Linked DNA regions of Homo sapiens: region 1 is linked to region 2. A link is a loop called in an ENCODE intact Hi-C map of the cell type or tissue named here. Cell type or tissue: Calu3. All regions are shown on one strand. Each heading gives the region's core, and the rest is flanking DNA. Links, peaks and the distances in the headings are about the cores only.

Region 1 (8,079 bases), core at 1,350-6,349, 81 kb before region 2:
ATCCATACGTGGGCTTTTGTGTGGACATAAACTTTCAACTTCTTTTGTAAATGCCAAAGCTTCCTTGTTAAATACCAAGGAGTGTGATTGCTAGATCATGGGGTAAGAGTATGTTTCATTTTTTATTTTATTTTATTTTATTTTTATTTTTATTTTTTTGAGACGGAGTCTCTGTCACTCAGGCTGGAGTGCACTGGTGTGATCTCGGTGGGATTACAGGCGTGAGCCACTGTGCCTGGCCTGTTTCGTTTTTTAATAAACTGCCAAACTGCCTTACAAAGTAGTCTTCCATCTTACATTCCCACTAGCAACGAATGAGTTCCTGTTGCTACACATCCTCTCCAGCATTTGGTGTTGCCAGTGTTCTGGATTTTGGTCATTCTAATAGGTGTGTAGGATGGGCACTGTGACTCATACCTGTAATCTCAATACTTTGCAAGGCCGAGGTGGAGGACTGCCAGGAGGTTGAGACTGCAGTGAGCTATGATCATACTACTGCACTTCAGCCTTGGCAACAGAAGGAGATTCTGTCTTTAAAAAACATATCATCCTCATCATAGTTTTTTTTGAGGTATGGTATTATTGTGTTTGCATTTCACTGATGACATATGATGCGAAGCATCTTTTTTTCTTTCTTAGAAAAAATCCAGATCCTGCACAAGAAGCATCTTTTCATATGCTTATTTCTCATCTGAATATCTTCTTCGGTGTGATGTCTATCAAGGTGTTTGGTCTTTTTTTTTTTTTTTTTTTTTTTTTTTTTTTTTTTTGAGATAGTGGTCTCACTGTTGCCCAGGCTGGAGTGCAGTGGTGCATTCTCAGCTCACTGCAGCCTCCGCCTCCCAGGCTCAAGTGATCCTCCCACCTCAGCCTCCAGAGTGAGTAGCTGTGACTACAGTGGCATGCCACCATGCTTGGCTAATTTTTGTATTTTTAGTAGAGACGGGGTTTCACCATGTTGGCCAGGCTAGTCTCAAACTCCTGGGCTCCAGTGATATACCAGCCTCGGACTCCCAAAGTACTGGGGTTACAGGCGTGAGCCACCAGGCACAGCCTGGTACATTTTTTAATCGGGTGTTTTCTTATTGATGAGTTTTAAGATTCTTTGTCAGCCGGGGGCGTTGGCTCACGCCTGTAATCCCAGCACTTTGGGAGGCTGAGGCGGGTGAATCACAAGGTCAGGAGATTGAGACCATCCTGGCTAACACGGTGAAACCCCGTCTCTACTAAAAATACAAAAAAATTAGTCGGGCGTGGTGTGGGTGCCTGTAGTCCCAGCTACTCGGAAGGCTGAGGCAGGAGAATGACATGAACCTGGGATGCAGAGCTTGCAGTGAGGCGAGATCGCGCCACTGCTCTCCAGCCTGGGGGACAGAGCGAGACTCCCTCTCAAAGAATTTTTTGTCTATTTTAGATAATAGTCTTGTATCGGATATGTCTTACAAATATTTTCTCCCAATCTGTGGCTTCTCTTTTTATCCACTTGACAGTGTCTTTTGCAGAGCACAAATTTTCAATTTTAAGGAAGTCCAACTTATTGGTTCTTTCTTTCATGTACCATGCCTTTGGTGTTGTACCTAAAAAGTCACCGCGAAGCCATAGGTCATCTGGATTTAATTCTGTCTTATCTTTTAGGTGTTTTCATGCTTTTGCATTGCATTTTATATTTAGACATGTGACAATTTTTTTTTTTTGAGACAGAGACTCACTCTGTTGTCCAGGCTGGAGTGCAGTGGTGCGATCTCAGCTCACTGCAACCTCCGCCTACCGGGTTCAAGCAATTCTCTGCCTCAGCCTGCAGAGCAGCTGGGATTACAGGCATCCACTTACTGTAGCTTTACAGTAGTCTTTTTTTTTTTTTTTTTGAGATGGAGTCTCACTCTGTTGCCCAGGCTAGAGTTCAATGGCGAGATCTCGGCTCACTGCAACCTCCACCACCCAGGTTCAAGCAATTTTCATGCCTCAGCCTCCTGAGGAATAGCTGGGATTACAGGCGCCCACCACCATGCCTGGCTAATTTTTGTATTTGTAGTAGAGACGGGGTTTCACCATGTTGGTCAGGCTGGTCTCGAACTCCTGACCTCAGGTAATCCACCCGCCTCAGCCTCCCAAAGTGCTGGGATTATAGGTGTGAGCCACCACGCCTGGCCAGTAAGTCTTGAAGTTGGGTAGTGCCATCCTCTAACTTTGTTATTCTCCTTCAATATTGCGTTGCTCATTCTTGGTCTTTTCCCTCCTCCATATATACTTTATTATTATTTTTTGGTGAGACAGAATCTTGCTCCATCACCCAGGCTGGAGTGCAGTGGCACGATCTCGGCTCACTTCAACCTCTCCCTCCTGGGCTCAAGGGATTCTCCTGCCTCAGCCTCCTGAGTAGCTGGGATTACAGGCGCCCACAACCATACCCAGCTGATCTTTGTATTTTTAGTAGAGACAGGGGTTTACCATGTCATGTTGGCCAGGCTGGTCTCAAACTCCTGACAGGTGATATGCCCGCCTTGGCCTCCCAAAGTGCTGGGACTATAGGTGTGAGCCACTTCGCCTGGCCCATATAAACTTTAGAATCGGTTTGTTTATATCTACAGAATGATCTCCTGACATTTTGAAAAGGACTGCATTGAATCTATAGATGAAGTTGGGAAGAACATCATGACAATATCGAGTTTTCCTAAACAAAAACATGAAATACCTCAATATTTGTTTAATTGTTCTTTGATTTCTTTCATCAGGTTTTCAAAGTTTTCCTCTTACAGATCTTGTACACATTTATTAGATTTATACCTAAGTATTTAATTTTTGGGGGCATGCTAATATAAATGGTATTATGCTTTTACTTTCAAATTCCACTTTCTTTTTTTTTTTTTAGACCGAGTCTCACTCTGTTGCCCAGGGTGAAGTGCAGTGGCATGATCTAGGCTCACTGAAACCTCTGCCTCTTGAGTTCGAGCAATTCTTGTGCCTCAGCCTCCCGAGCAGCTGGGACTACAGGTGTTAGCCACCATGCTCAGCTAATTTTTGTATTTTTAGTACAGACAGGGATTCACCATGTTGGTCATGTTGGTCAGGCTGGTCTCGAACTCCTGAACTCAGGTGATCCACCCGACTCCGCCTCTCAAAGTTCTGGGATTATAGGCATGGGCCACTACACCTGGCCTCCACTTGTTCTTTAAAGTATTTTTAAAACAATTTTTCCTTGCTTTGCTTTTGCTTTGGCAATAGATAACCAGGTCATTTCTCTGCCATTCCTCCCCCAAATCCTACTCATTTTTTTTTTTTTTAAGACAAAGTCTCACTCTGTCGCCCGGGCTGGAGTGCAGTGGCACAATCTCGGCTCACTACAACCTCCACCTCCTGGTGATTCTCCTGCCTCAGCCTCCTGAGTAGCTGGGACTACAGGTGTGTGCCACCATGCCCAGCTAATTTTTGTATTTTTAGTAGAGACAGGGTTTTGCCATGTTGACCAGGATGTTTTCAATCTCTTGACCTCGTGATCCGCCCGCCTTGGCCTCCCAAAGTGCTGGGATTACAGGGGTGAGCCACTGTGCCCGGCCTATTTTTCTGTATTTTTAGTAGAGATGGGGTTTCACCATCTTGGCCAGGCTGGTCCTGAAATCCTGACCTCGTGATCCACCCGCCTCAGCCTCCCAAAGTGCTGGGATTACAGGCGCGAACCACTGTGCCCAGCCTATAACACAGTTTTTTTCTTTTTCTTTTTTTTTTGAGATGAGAGTCTCGCTATGTTGCCTAGGCTAGACTTGAACTCCTGGGATCGTGGGGTCCTCCTGCCTCAGCCTCCTGAGTAGCTGGGGCTACAGGTGCATGCCACGGCACCCAGCTAGAATGCTGGAATTCCTTTCACTTCTCATTCCTTTTCTGTTCTTTTTAGAGTAGCTTCTTTAACTCTCTGTAGAGCCCTGTTGATTTCCTTTGTAATTGGTATGAAGATTTTATACATGTATGAATGTATTATGCATATAATTTTTTGGTGTAATTTCTCTATCCCGTGAGGCCTGGATTATGTTCAGTTAGTTTGCTGCTGTATACTTAAAACTTAGCATAATGACTGCTAGCATATAGTAGGAGCTCAGTAAACATTTGCTGAAAGAAGGAAGACTCAGAGTATATTTTTATTGAAATGATTCACTGATACCAAACTATCTGAATAGTTTGTTCTTTATATCTTTTTATATATACCCTTTAGAAAAAGGTAAAAATGTCCCTGAACTATGGCTTATGGGCTGTCAAACTAGCCACATGACATAACGTGATCTTGGAAAAATGGGCCATCTGAGAATACCACAAATACAAAAAACCTAATTCTGAAACATTCAACTGCTATTCCCAACATCCCCACATGGTGTTGGTTTTCTTTTTTCTTTTTTTTTTTTTTTTTTTGAGATGGAGTCTCTCTCTGTCGTCCAGGCTGGAGTGCAGTGGCGTGATATTGGCTCACTGCCAGCTCTGCCTCCTGGGTTCATGCCATTCTCCTGCCTCAGCCTCCTGGGTTGGGACTACAGGCGCCCGCCACCAAGCCTGGCTAATTTTTAAAAAAATATTTTTAGTAGAGATGGGGTTTCACTGTGTTAGCCAGGATGGTCTCGATCTCCTGACCTCATGATCTGCCTGCCTCGGCCTCCCAAAGGGTGTTAGTTTTTATGACAATTTAAACATATACAGGCTGGGCGCGGTGGCTCACGCCTGTAATCCCAGCGCTTTGGGAGGCCAAGGCAGGTAGATCACCTGAAGTCAGGAGTTTGGGACTAGTGTGGCCAACATGTGAAACCCTATCTCCGCTAAAAATACAAAAATTAGCCAGGTGTGGTGGCGGGTGCCTGTAATCCCAGCTACTCGGGAGACTGAGGCAGGAGAATCGCTTGAACCTAGGAGGCGGAGGTTGCAGTGAGCTGAGATCGTGTCACTGCACTCCAACCTGGGTGACAGAATGAGACTCTGTCTCAAAAACAAACAAACAAACAAACAAACAACAAAATATAGATCCTGAAACTTGCAAAAAAAATTAAAAAAATAAACATACAAAAGATATATGTAGTTCCAAATATCAGCTTACAGTAATATGACTGGAAGTCATGGGTGAGGGAATAAAACAAACATACACTAAACTGGACAAACAGGTTTTTGAGTCTATTAGAGTCCAAAGGTGGCAAAGTTATAGTTAAATGAATAGTGCACAAAAATTGCTAAAAGAACAATGATGAGAGGAAGGGGAGTCACTTACTGAGAAATATATTTTTGTGAGTAGTAGACATTATATTCTTGACCAAGAGGGTGTAGGACACAGACTGCTGTGTGGCCACAAAGGGGACTAAATTAAAGAGGATAGATGGATTCTTTTTTTTTGGGAGGGAGTCTCACTCTGCTGGAGTGCAGTGGTCCGCCTCCCGGGTTCAAGTGATTCTCCTGCCTCAGCCTCCTGAGTAGCTGGGATGGATTACAGGCGCCCACCACCACGCCCATCTAATTTTTGTATTTTTAGTAGACACGGGGTTTGACCATGTTGGCCAGGATGGTCTCGATCTCTTGACCTCGTGATCCGCCCGCCTCAGTCTCCCAAAGTGCTGGGATTACAGGCGTGAGCCATCGTGCCCGGCCAGACGATAGATGGATTCTTTTTTTTTTTTTTTTTTTTTGAGCAAATTGAGCTACTTGAGCCTCGGCCTCCCAAAGTGCTGGGATTACTGGCGTCAGCCACTGCACCCAGCCTGATGGACAGATTCTTACAAATCCAATCCCATTACTGAAAAGCAACTCCAAGCACAGGCCCTATAATAATAGGTCAGTAGCATCTTTATCATCCCCATCCATGTACATTCCTTTCATTTTGCTAACACACTATAAAATAAACATGGAATACATAGTCATAAAACATGGAACTTCAAGACTAAATTCAAGAAACAAAGATTTAAAACAAGGGTATATTTTTTTTTACGAATGGCCAGTCCTCTATGACTACCTAACATAATTGCTGCATACTGGACTTCCACATAAGATTTAATTTGAAGAAAGGCTTCTATTACTTTAAAAAATCTTAAAACTACCTGTCTAAACAATGGCAAAACTATTACAAATACATGTGGATTTAGGCCAGGTGTGGTGGCTCACACCTGTAATCCTAGCACTTTGGGAAGTTGAGGAGGGCAGATCACTTGAGCCCAGGAGTTTGAGACCAGCCTGGGCAACATGGTGAGACTCCGTCTCTACTAAAAATACAAAAAGGAGACGGGCGTGGTGGTGGGCACCTGTAATCCCAGCTGCTAAGGAGGCTGACGTGGGAGGATCACCCGAGCCCGGGAGGTTGAGGCTGCGGTGAGCCGTGATTGTGACACTGCACTTCAGCCTGCATGACAGAGTTAAGACCCTGTCTCAAACAACAACAATAACAAAACAAAAACCCACAAATACATGTGTTAAAAAAAAAGCAGCATTTCAAAATGCTTTGGTTGACTTAACCTAAATAAAGCCAAAAATCATCAAATATTCCATGGCACACAAATATCTAAAATGCAGAAAATATAATGCACAAAAATATTTTCTGTATTAATACATTAATTAACATATTGCTGAGTTCTGGATTTTGCTGACTTACAAATAGGCACCAAAGAAGTACATCTGAGTTTGAGGTGTATCCCTAGCCTTGAAAACTCGATCACAGTGTTTTGTAATCTCAGGCACATGTCTAATGTATGACTTGTATAAAAAGGACAGGTTGTCCTTAATACTTGAAGATTAAGTAGCTAGACTAGTGCATGTTTTGCCTATAGCCCTCCCCATGCTGATGAGATACTATTACACTGTTCACAGCTATGATTTCGCTTGGTAGGACCCCATCTTCAGTCAGTTTGGGCTGGTGTAATAAAGTACCATAAACTGGATAGCTTAAAGACAATTTATTTCTCACAGCTCCGGAGGCCGAATGTCCAAGATCAGAGTGCCATTGTAGGGTTCTGGTGAGGGCTCTTTTCCAGGCCGACTTCTTGTATCCTCACATGGCAGAAAGGGAGTGAGCTAGCTCTATGGACTCTTCTTATATGGCACTAATCCCATCCACGAGGGTTCCACTCTCATGACCTATTACCTCCCAAAGACCCCATCTCCAAAACCCATCACATTGGGAATTAGGTTTCAACATATGAACAGGAAGGGAAACATACATCCATAACCAGCCATATTTTTGCTTTTGACTCCACTTCTGCCTAATGGGATTAAATGATACTTTTTTTCTTAAATGTAAATATTTTTTGCCTATAACTGTTGCATATCACCATCCTGTCTTGAGTTAAAGATAAAATATTTCCCAATTTCTTCAACCTTTAACATAAACTGTACTACAAATGTAAACAAATTGTTTTCCCACCACAATGGCTTTAAAAAGTAGAATAAACACTGCAATCAAGACATCACTTTAAGTTAAATTATTATTTTTTGTTTTTTGCATCAGGGCCTTGCTCTGTTGTCCAGGCTGGAGTGCAGTGGCATGATCATGACTCACTGCAGCCTCAACCTCGTGGGCTCAAGCAATCCTCCCACCTCGGCATCCCAAGTAGCTAGGACTACAGACATATAGTACCATGCCAGCTTAATTTTTTAATTAATTTTAATTTTTAGTAGAGAAAAGGTGATATGGTTTGGCTTTGTCCCCACTCAAATCTCATCTTCAATTGTAGCTCCCAGAACTCCCACATGTGGTGGGAGGGACCCGGTGGGAACTGAATCATGGGGACGCTTTCCCCATACTGTTCTCATGGTAGTGAATAAGTCTCACGAGATCTGATGATTTTATAAGGGGTTTCCCTTCTCACTTGGCTCTCATTTCTCTTTTGTCTGCCGCCACCTAAGACATGCCTTTCACCTTCCGCCATGATTGAGGCCTCTCCAGCCACATGGAACCGTGAGTCCATTAAACCTCTTTTTCCTTATAAATTACCCAGTCTTGGGTATGTCTTTATCAGCAGCATGAGAACGAACTAATATACAAGGGCTGATCTCAAACTCCTGACCTCAAGCAATCCTCCTACCTTGGCATCCCAAAGTATTGGGATTACAGGCGTGAACTACTGC
Region 2 (8,079 bases), core at 1,947-6,946:
TTGAAAATGCATTTAAAACTCTGATAAGCAGCTGGGCGTGGTGGCTCACCCCTGTAATCTCAGCACTGTGGGAGGCCGAGGCAGTCGGATCACCTGAGGTCAGGAGTTAAGAGACCAGCCTGGCTAACATGGTGAAACTCCGTCTCTACTAAAAATACAAAAATTAGCTGGGCATGGTGGTGGGCACCTGTAATCCCAGCTTCTCGGGAGGCTGAGGCAGGAAGAATCACTTGAGCCCTGGAGGCGGAGGTTGCAGTGAACCGAGATCGCGCCATTGCACTCTAGCTTGGGTGACAGAGTGAGACTTGTCTCAAAAACAAAACAAAAACAAAAAACAAACAACCTCTGATAAGCCCACTGAAAAAAAAAATTGTAAGTAAGCTGAACCATCTTAAGTCCTGATGCCGCTTGACCTAACTATGAAGTTTCAACCTGATAAACCCGTAATAAAGTCAAAAAATTATGAGTTGAACCTTCTGAGTTGGGGACCATCTTGACTAAGTTCACTAGGTTCAGTTCAGTAGAACCTGCTCTTGTTATGAGATGATAATGCTTTCTACAGAGCAGAGGAAAGCAGAACTGTAGAGAAAAGTTCTGTACCTGACATCTTTGTAATTCAGTAACTATCCTTCAATTCCCTTTTCTGCCTTTTATATTCTGAAAAATCTTTGATCTAGTTAAAACTAGTCCAAAAGCAGTATTCAAAAGATCTAGAAAAATGTGGGAAGACAGAGTAGAGTGAAGATGATAGAGAAAAATGGTGCAAATCTGACTTTTATTTTTTTATTTTTTTTTTGAGACAGAGTCTAGCTCTGTCATCCAGGCTGGAGTGTAGTGGCATGATCTCAGTTCACTGAAACCTCTGTCTCCCGGGTTCAAGCGGTTCTCCTGCCTCAACTTCCTGAGTAGCTGGGACTGCAGACGCGTACCACCACACCTGGCTAATTTTTTGTGTTTTCAGTAGAGATGGGGTTTCACCATGTTGCCCAGGCTGGTCTTGAACTCCTGACTTCAGGTGATCTACCTGCCTCGGCCTCCCAAAGTCTTGGGTTTACAGGCATGAGCCACCCCGGCCTGACCTTTATTTTTTAGAATATAATATAGTTTGGAAAATACATTTAGCAGCATTAAAGACATTTATAGCTGGGTGTGGTGGCTCATGCCTGTAATCCCAGCACTTTGGGAGGCTGAGCTGGGCGGATCACAAGGTCAGGAGTTCCAGACCAGCCTGGCCAATATGGTGAAACTCCGTTTCTAATAAAAAAAATACAAAAATTAGCTGGGCATGGTGGTGGGCGCCTGTAGTCCCAGCTACTCGGGAGGCTGAGGCAGGAGAATCGCTTGAATCCAGGAGGCGGAGGGTGCAGTGAGCCGAGATTGCGCCACTGTACTTCCAGCCTGGACGACAGAGTGAGACTCCGTCTCAAAAGAAAAGGAAGAAATTCATGGTAATGCCATCCTCTAGGTAATTAAGTAGCACCATTTTTAATCGATAAAAGAGTATATATAGTAATGCTATATGTGTTTTGTATTTTCTTATATAATGATAGAAGCTGCGCACTGCAGCCATTCAGTGATGTGAATGGCAGTCCCTAGGTTGTGCAACCTGATGGTACTGACCACCAATAGCTGTGGAACCCAAACCAAGTTCATGATGAATTTGTATCCTCATGAGCCTAGTTTTCTGTTTTTGTTATTGTTCTTAAATTACAATCAGGGCAACCAAAATAATTTGCTTTAAATTCTGTAGAAACTAAAAGATGACAAATTATGTAGCTGTTTCTATGATTTTTGTAGTGATAGTGTTTATCTCTGTAATAGTATCTTGTAGCTTTCACAAATACTCATTTTTACATCTGTTCAACTTTATTAAACACATATACACAACACTGACAAAGGATTAAAACATCCCTGTTCTTTTGTCTTCGGTTTTGGAATTCTTTTTACTTGTATAATTCTGTTTTCCATCTTCATCTGTATCCTTGCAGGTTGCCTGAAAGGTTTGAAGACCATGTGGTATTATATATATTTTAACAGGTCATGTCATTTCTCTAATGCTGTGGCCCTGAGGTTAGTGATATATTAGGAAACTGTATCATGAAAGTCCGTTTGAGGATAGAAACATATGCATGGACTTTTCCCAAAGTTTGTAACCTGTCCATATCTGTTAGCTTTTGCTGTATTAAATGTATAAACAAAAGCCTCAAAACTTAGTGACTTGAAAAAAGGTTTCATTTATCACAGTTCTTTGGGCTTGCTGGACAGTTCTTGTGGTCTCTGCTAACTTAGCTGGGGCTATATGGCTTCATTCTTATGTCTGATGATTGGCAGACCAGTTGGGTCTTGGGACACCTCACTTATATGGTTGGTGGTTGATGTATGTTAGCTGGGTTGATGGCCACATTTTTCTCATCATCCCACAGGTTAGCCTGGGCTCATTTGCATGGTGGTGGTTACAGGGTTCCATTGAGTAGAAAGAGGGTAAGCCCCAGTGTACAAGCTTCTGCTTGTGTTGTGTTTGCTAATGTCCCATTGACAAAGGGAAGTCACATGGTGAAACCCAGATTCGTGTGGAAAAATAGACTCCACTTCTTTTAGGTTATTTATTCATTTTACTTTAATTTTTTTTCTTGTGACAGAGTCTCACTGTACTCCAGCCTGGACGACAGAGTGAGACTCCATCTCAAAAAAAAAGAAAGAAATTCATGATAATGCTATCCTCTAGGTAATTAAGTAGCACTGTTTTTAATCGATAAAAGAGTATATATAGTAATGTTATATGTGTTTTGTATTTTCTTATATGATGGTAGAAGTTGTGAATTATATATATTTTAACAGGTCATTGTCCAGGATGGAGTGCAGTGGTGCGATCTCGGCTCACTGCAACTTCCCAGGTTCAAGTGATTCTTGTGCCTCAGTCACCCAAATAGCTGGGATTAGGCATGTGCCACCTTGGCCTCCCAAAGTGCTCGGCCTATTTAAAAAATCCTTTAAATTTTTAATATTTGTGGGTACATAGTAGATGTATATATTTATGGGGTACATAAGATGTCTTGATACAAGCATGCAATATGAAATAAGTGCATCATGGAGAATGAGGTGTCCATCTCCACAAGCATTTATCCTTTGAGTTACAAACAATCCAGTTAACAACACTCTTTTAGTTAAAATGTGCAATTATTACTGACTATAGTCACCCTGTTGTGCAGTGAAATCGTAGGCTTTATTCATTCTTTCTTTTTTTGTGTGTGCGCATTAATAGACTCCACTTCTTGATGACAGGAGTGGCAAAATCACATTGCACAGGAGTGAGCATACAGGCCTGGGAAGAATTTGGGGCCATTTGCAGTTGACCACGTTCGTTTTAGGTTTTCTAGCATCTGTATTTCATTCAAATATTCACTCAGACATTTATTGTGCTCCTGTGTTCTACCGTAGGGATAGAAAAAGGCAAATAAAATAGGAATTTTCTCTGTCAAGAAATAAATTAGATTTCTGTCTTGTCACTATGTTTAATCAGTGTACATACTCTGGAACCCTGTACTAAGAACTGTGAGAATGTGAAAACTGGAGTAGTTGTTTTCTAACCACCCTTCCTCCACTTCCAAACTCTAAATCTTATTTTTATTGTATTGTGGTTCTAAGTTATTTCTCAGGTAACTTATGTCAAAGTGTTAACTGATGATTAAAAGTCTATTATTTTAATAATGAAACTTATTAAATCTGATCTGACTGTTAGACCTGCTTCACTGTAGAGTTGGGGCAGAACACTAGCATTTGTTGAATTTGTGCTGGGGCCATTCACTGTGTTAGGCTACTAAAAGCAATTTGATGTTTCATCTTTGAAACATTGCTTGCCTTTGTACTAAATTTTCATTTTGACCAATTGTGCCTGCCCCATGCTCCCCAAATACTTAAGAACTGATCTATACAAAATATCGTGTCAGGGACCAGATGCTCTAATAATAATCAAAAAGCTTTCCCCCTTTATTTTACTAATTTTAAAATGGATAATACTTTCGTTCTTATTTTAGTTGCCGTTATATGGGTATTTTTGAAATAAAATGTTGGTTAAATATTGCCTATTTTGATTAGAAACCATCTGCCAGAAGTGATGGATAATGGCTCCCCCTTGTGGCACAGTCATTTATGACATGTTTAGATTGCCTCAGAATGTCCTGAGCAGGCCTTGTTTTTAAAAATAAGGGACTCTCCTCCCCACCCGCTAAAAAAAACCTCAGCAGAATTGAATCAACAGCTTCTGCTCCCACCCCCCTCAATTCTTTGGCTCTAATAATGATCCTGTTTTTGTATTTTCTTCACATTGGTGCTGATACAAGCTAAAAATATCTGTATCTCCATATTTATGGTGGATCACTATGAAGGTATTCTGAGGAACTTTTAATATCTTGGAATGTTGATAGGTATACTAAAACAAGTACAAAAAAAACAGGTTTTGAAGTCCAAAATAGTGTAATGCTGGACCAAATAAGTAATATTTGTTTGCAGTGAGACTCCTCAGAAACTTTAATAGCCAGTGTGCGTGGTGAGCCTCCTAAACAAGAAGGGTTTTCCAAACTTAGTGGACTGTAGAGCTCTCTCTTCAGGGAACATGTTTTGGGAAACAGCAGGTTGTTTCAAGTGAGTCGTTCTTTGGGGTTTTTTAAAAAATTACTTGTTATTACTATATTTGCCTTTTCCCCCTTGCAGCAGTTTTCGTAATTACATAAGAGAAAACAGCAATAAGTAAAAAATCTTATAGATTTGTTTTTGGCAACATATTTCCTGTTAAGAATAGGCTACTTTTTTCCCTTTGTAGCAAGCCCACCTCAGAATCCTAAAGTGTTTTTTTTAAAGATTACATTATATAAGTCGAATATTAGTTTAAACAATTATTTCATTTTATGTTAACCAAAGCTTCTCAGATTTTGGTATTGACACTTACTGGCAATGGGTACAATAGGTCTCCTACTTCTGCTTTCTTTTTTCCCTTCATAATATTTATAGAGAATATACAAGGGGAAAAGTGAAAATGTGGCCATGATGGTCATGGGGTTTTGTGGGGAGGGGGAGGAGATTTAGATTAAATATGTTATATTTCTTCTGAAGGCCACTATTTAAATATAAGCTTTTCCACAAATACATAATTATCATGCCTGTCTTTTATTGTGTTCTGACACATCTATATACCTAAATCAAGAGGAACTATATGTATAATCTTTGTAATTCAGTGCATTTCTTTTTTTAGAAAGCAAGTATATTCTATTATTATTTTTTATTTAGTTAACTTATTTTTTGAGACTGAGTTTCACTTTTATCACCCAGGCTGGAGTGCAGTGGTGCGATCTCGCTGGCTGCAACCTCCGCCTCCTGGGTTCAAGCATTCTCGTGCCTCACTCAGCCTCCTGAGTAGCTGGGATTACAGGCACCTGCCACCATGCCTGGCTAATTTTTGTATTTTTAGTAGAGACGGGGTTTTGTCATGTTGGCCAGGCTGGTATCAAACTCTTGATCTCAAATGATCCTCCCGCCTTGGCCTCCCAAAATGCTGGGATTACAGGCGTGACGCCTGGCGTATATTTTAAAGCAGTGACATGTTTTGACTTTTTTTCAGGTTAATTTTTTAACTACACCAGAAAACTGGTTTGATTAATGTTTACTGGAGTGAATAAAAGCAAATATAGTAAGCTCACATTGAGCGTCATCAGGATGTGAGGTTTTCCAGATAGGCTATTTTTTTAGTTAATGGAAACGTAGTTTTAAGTATTAAGATTTTATAAAAATATCTTCATTGCTGAACATATGCAACATAATGTCACTTTATTTTCAGTATTGGTTTGTCATTATGATACAATACTGATGCCTTAGGGCAGCTGCAGCTGTGCTTACCCTTTTTCCTTCCTTCCCCTTCTAAATATGTGGTTTCTTGTCCTTTATGATTTTAGAGAGTAGTTACGATTGTGCCTAATATAGGAACTGATAGGTAAGAAGAAGAACTTTTATGAGCCATGGTCTTTGTGACATTTACTGTGATTATTTAGAGATTCTTTTAATCCTTATCTGTTACCTCTTCCACCTCACCGCCCTTGAGTTCTTCGCAGTCTGGCATAGTCTGGATAGGTGATTTTTAGAGAAATGAGGCTTGATTTTTTTGTAATAGGTGAATTCTGCATATTTGGTATATAGTTTTGCAACAAAAGAGGTGTCACCAAAATCAAGAAGTATTTACATTTTTGTGAAAAGCGTGTGGATTTTATTCTTACATTTTATTTTAACAACTTAAGTACCATCATGTATTTTATCAAGCAGTATATACTTTTTAAATTGGAAACATTGTTGTGTGTAACTTGCCATGTTTATAACATTTAAGTTAATGGTTACAACTGATGGATTTGAAATATTGTGTTATTAAACTAGAAATTTGTATGAAATGATATATAGTTAAAGGTTATATTACAATATATTTTAAAATTTAATACTTTTACAGATTAAGATTTTGATGACTTCAATTTAATTTTTTAAATTTGGTCTAAGTTTAAATATGTTTATTCAGGTGGGTGATCATCATTTTATCTTTACTGTTGGAGAATAAAGGTTTTGGAAGATCATTGCCGTTTTGTTTTAAACATGTGAGAGCTAAGCAGTTTTTATAAAGGCCAATTTCCTAATAGGATTTATTTTTGGTTTTATTAGTGGGCAAATGGCATCTACCTGTACATTCTGGTTACAAGGGAGAGACTTATACTTTTGTTATAATAAGTTATGTGTGAAAGTGAATTTTACATATCTATATGTTTTATATGTATTTTGGCATGAGGTGGGAAGAACTAACTAAAAATTCAATTAAGATATTTAGCAATATAATCGGAGTAGAGTCTGTATTACTTTACTTTAAAAATTCAGGGTCTCTAAAAAATCCTTTGAAATAGTTATGAATTTTAATAGGACCATACTTAAAAATAATCAGCAAAAGATAAAGCCTCTTCTTAGGTAGTGCCCAAACTAGACAGAGAATGGGGGAAAAATCGGTTTTTGATTTATTCAGTCTATTATGTTAAACATTTTAATGTTTAGGTCTATACTAATTTAGACGTGTTTTGTTTTATTTTGAAATAAAAAGCATTATTTGTAAACTTGGAAATTAATGTAAATGTATAATTTGAAAGAAATGAGATGGCTAGGTCAGTAATACTTCTTCAGTCAATGAAATAATTATTCTAACCTGAAATAGCAACATCTGGTCAAAGCAAAATTAGTAAATAAAGTTCTTGAGTCATGACACAACATATGATGTGTCTGTAATATTACCACCCAAGTTTTACCCAATTTTTTCCTGTTACTCAATGATACATGTTTTTACTCACATTTAAATACATAAATTTTACTCTACAAGGACTGTGTTAACAATTGGTTCCGGTTTTCTGATTATTATATTATCTCCTACTCTCTATAATTTAATAATGTTATAGTTTTTTGGTTTTATTTCATGTATAATATGACTTTTTAAAACTACTAGATAAATTGAAAGTTTAGTTGTGCTTCGTATTTTAGAAGAATTCACTTAATGAAAATTCTTTCCTAACAGTCATCCCCTCCGCACAAGATAAACTGCCCAAATTATTTAGGTGATCATTGTTGGTACTGTGATGTCATAGAATGAACCAACTCAGTGGCAAGGACTTGATTATGGCTTTGTTAGAACTAAATGTTGTAGGTATCTAATTTAAACAAGATAAGGAAATTTATGCACAGAAAATGTACTTATTTGTATGAGGTGGAAATATATATAATTTGACTTTTTTTTTTTTTTTTTTTTGGTCTCGCTGTGTTGCTCAGGCAGATCTTGAACTCCTGGGCTCAAGTGATCCTCTTGCCTCTGCCTTCTGGGTAGCTGGGATTACAGTTTCGTGTCACCACCCCTAACTCTAATTTGACTTTTTAGATATATTTCAAAGCACTTGGAAAATTTGTGTTTTACAATATCAGTTGTTTGATTTCACTTTCTAAATGGTTATCGTCTCTCAAAACCCCTTATGGTCATTTGCAGACACAAAACTCAGAATCTCAGAATCACTTAAC

The links. A loop is a pair of places that touch in the nucleus more often than their neighbours do. Peaks named below come from ENCODE experiments on the same cell type or tissue, not always from the same donor. Only the 100,000 strongest peaks of a DNase experiment are listed, where the experiment ranks them.
Region 1: a loop joins it to region 2, with 4 times the contacts of the local background. A loop is called at or near these places in 12 of 110 quality-filtered maps.

What each region holds. Positions count from the first base shown.
Region 1 is chr7:77,674,677-77,682,755 of GRCh38, forward strand. The region is part of intron 1 of APTR (Alu-mediated CDKN1A/p21 transcriptional regulator); the gene reads right to left. Among named protein-coding and RNA genes, the nearest start is that of APTR, 18 kb to the right of the region's middle. RefSeq lists a silencer at 1,662-1,836. In Calu3, for the core only: no CTCF peak of the experiment used is centred there; a DNase peak (open chromatin) is centred at 4,475.
Region 2 is chr7:77,755,354-77,763,432 of GRCh38, forward strand. All of the region lies in intron 3 of RSBN1L (round spermatid basic protein 1 like), which reads left to right. Among named protein-coding and RNA genes, the nearest start is that of TMEM60, 39 kb to the right of the region's middle. In Calu3, for the core only: CTCF peaks have their summits at 4,138 (motif pointing left) and 4,356; a DNase peak (open chromatin) is centred at 4,148.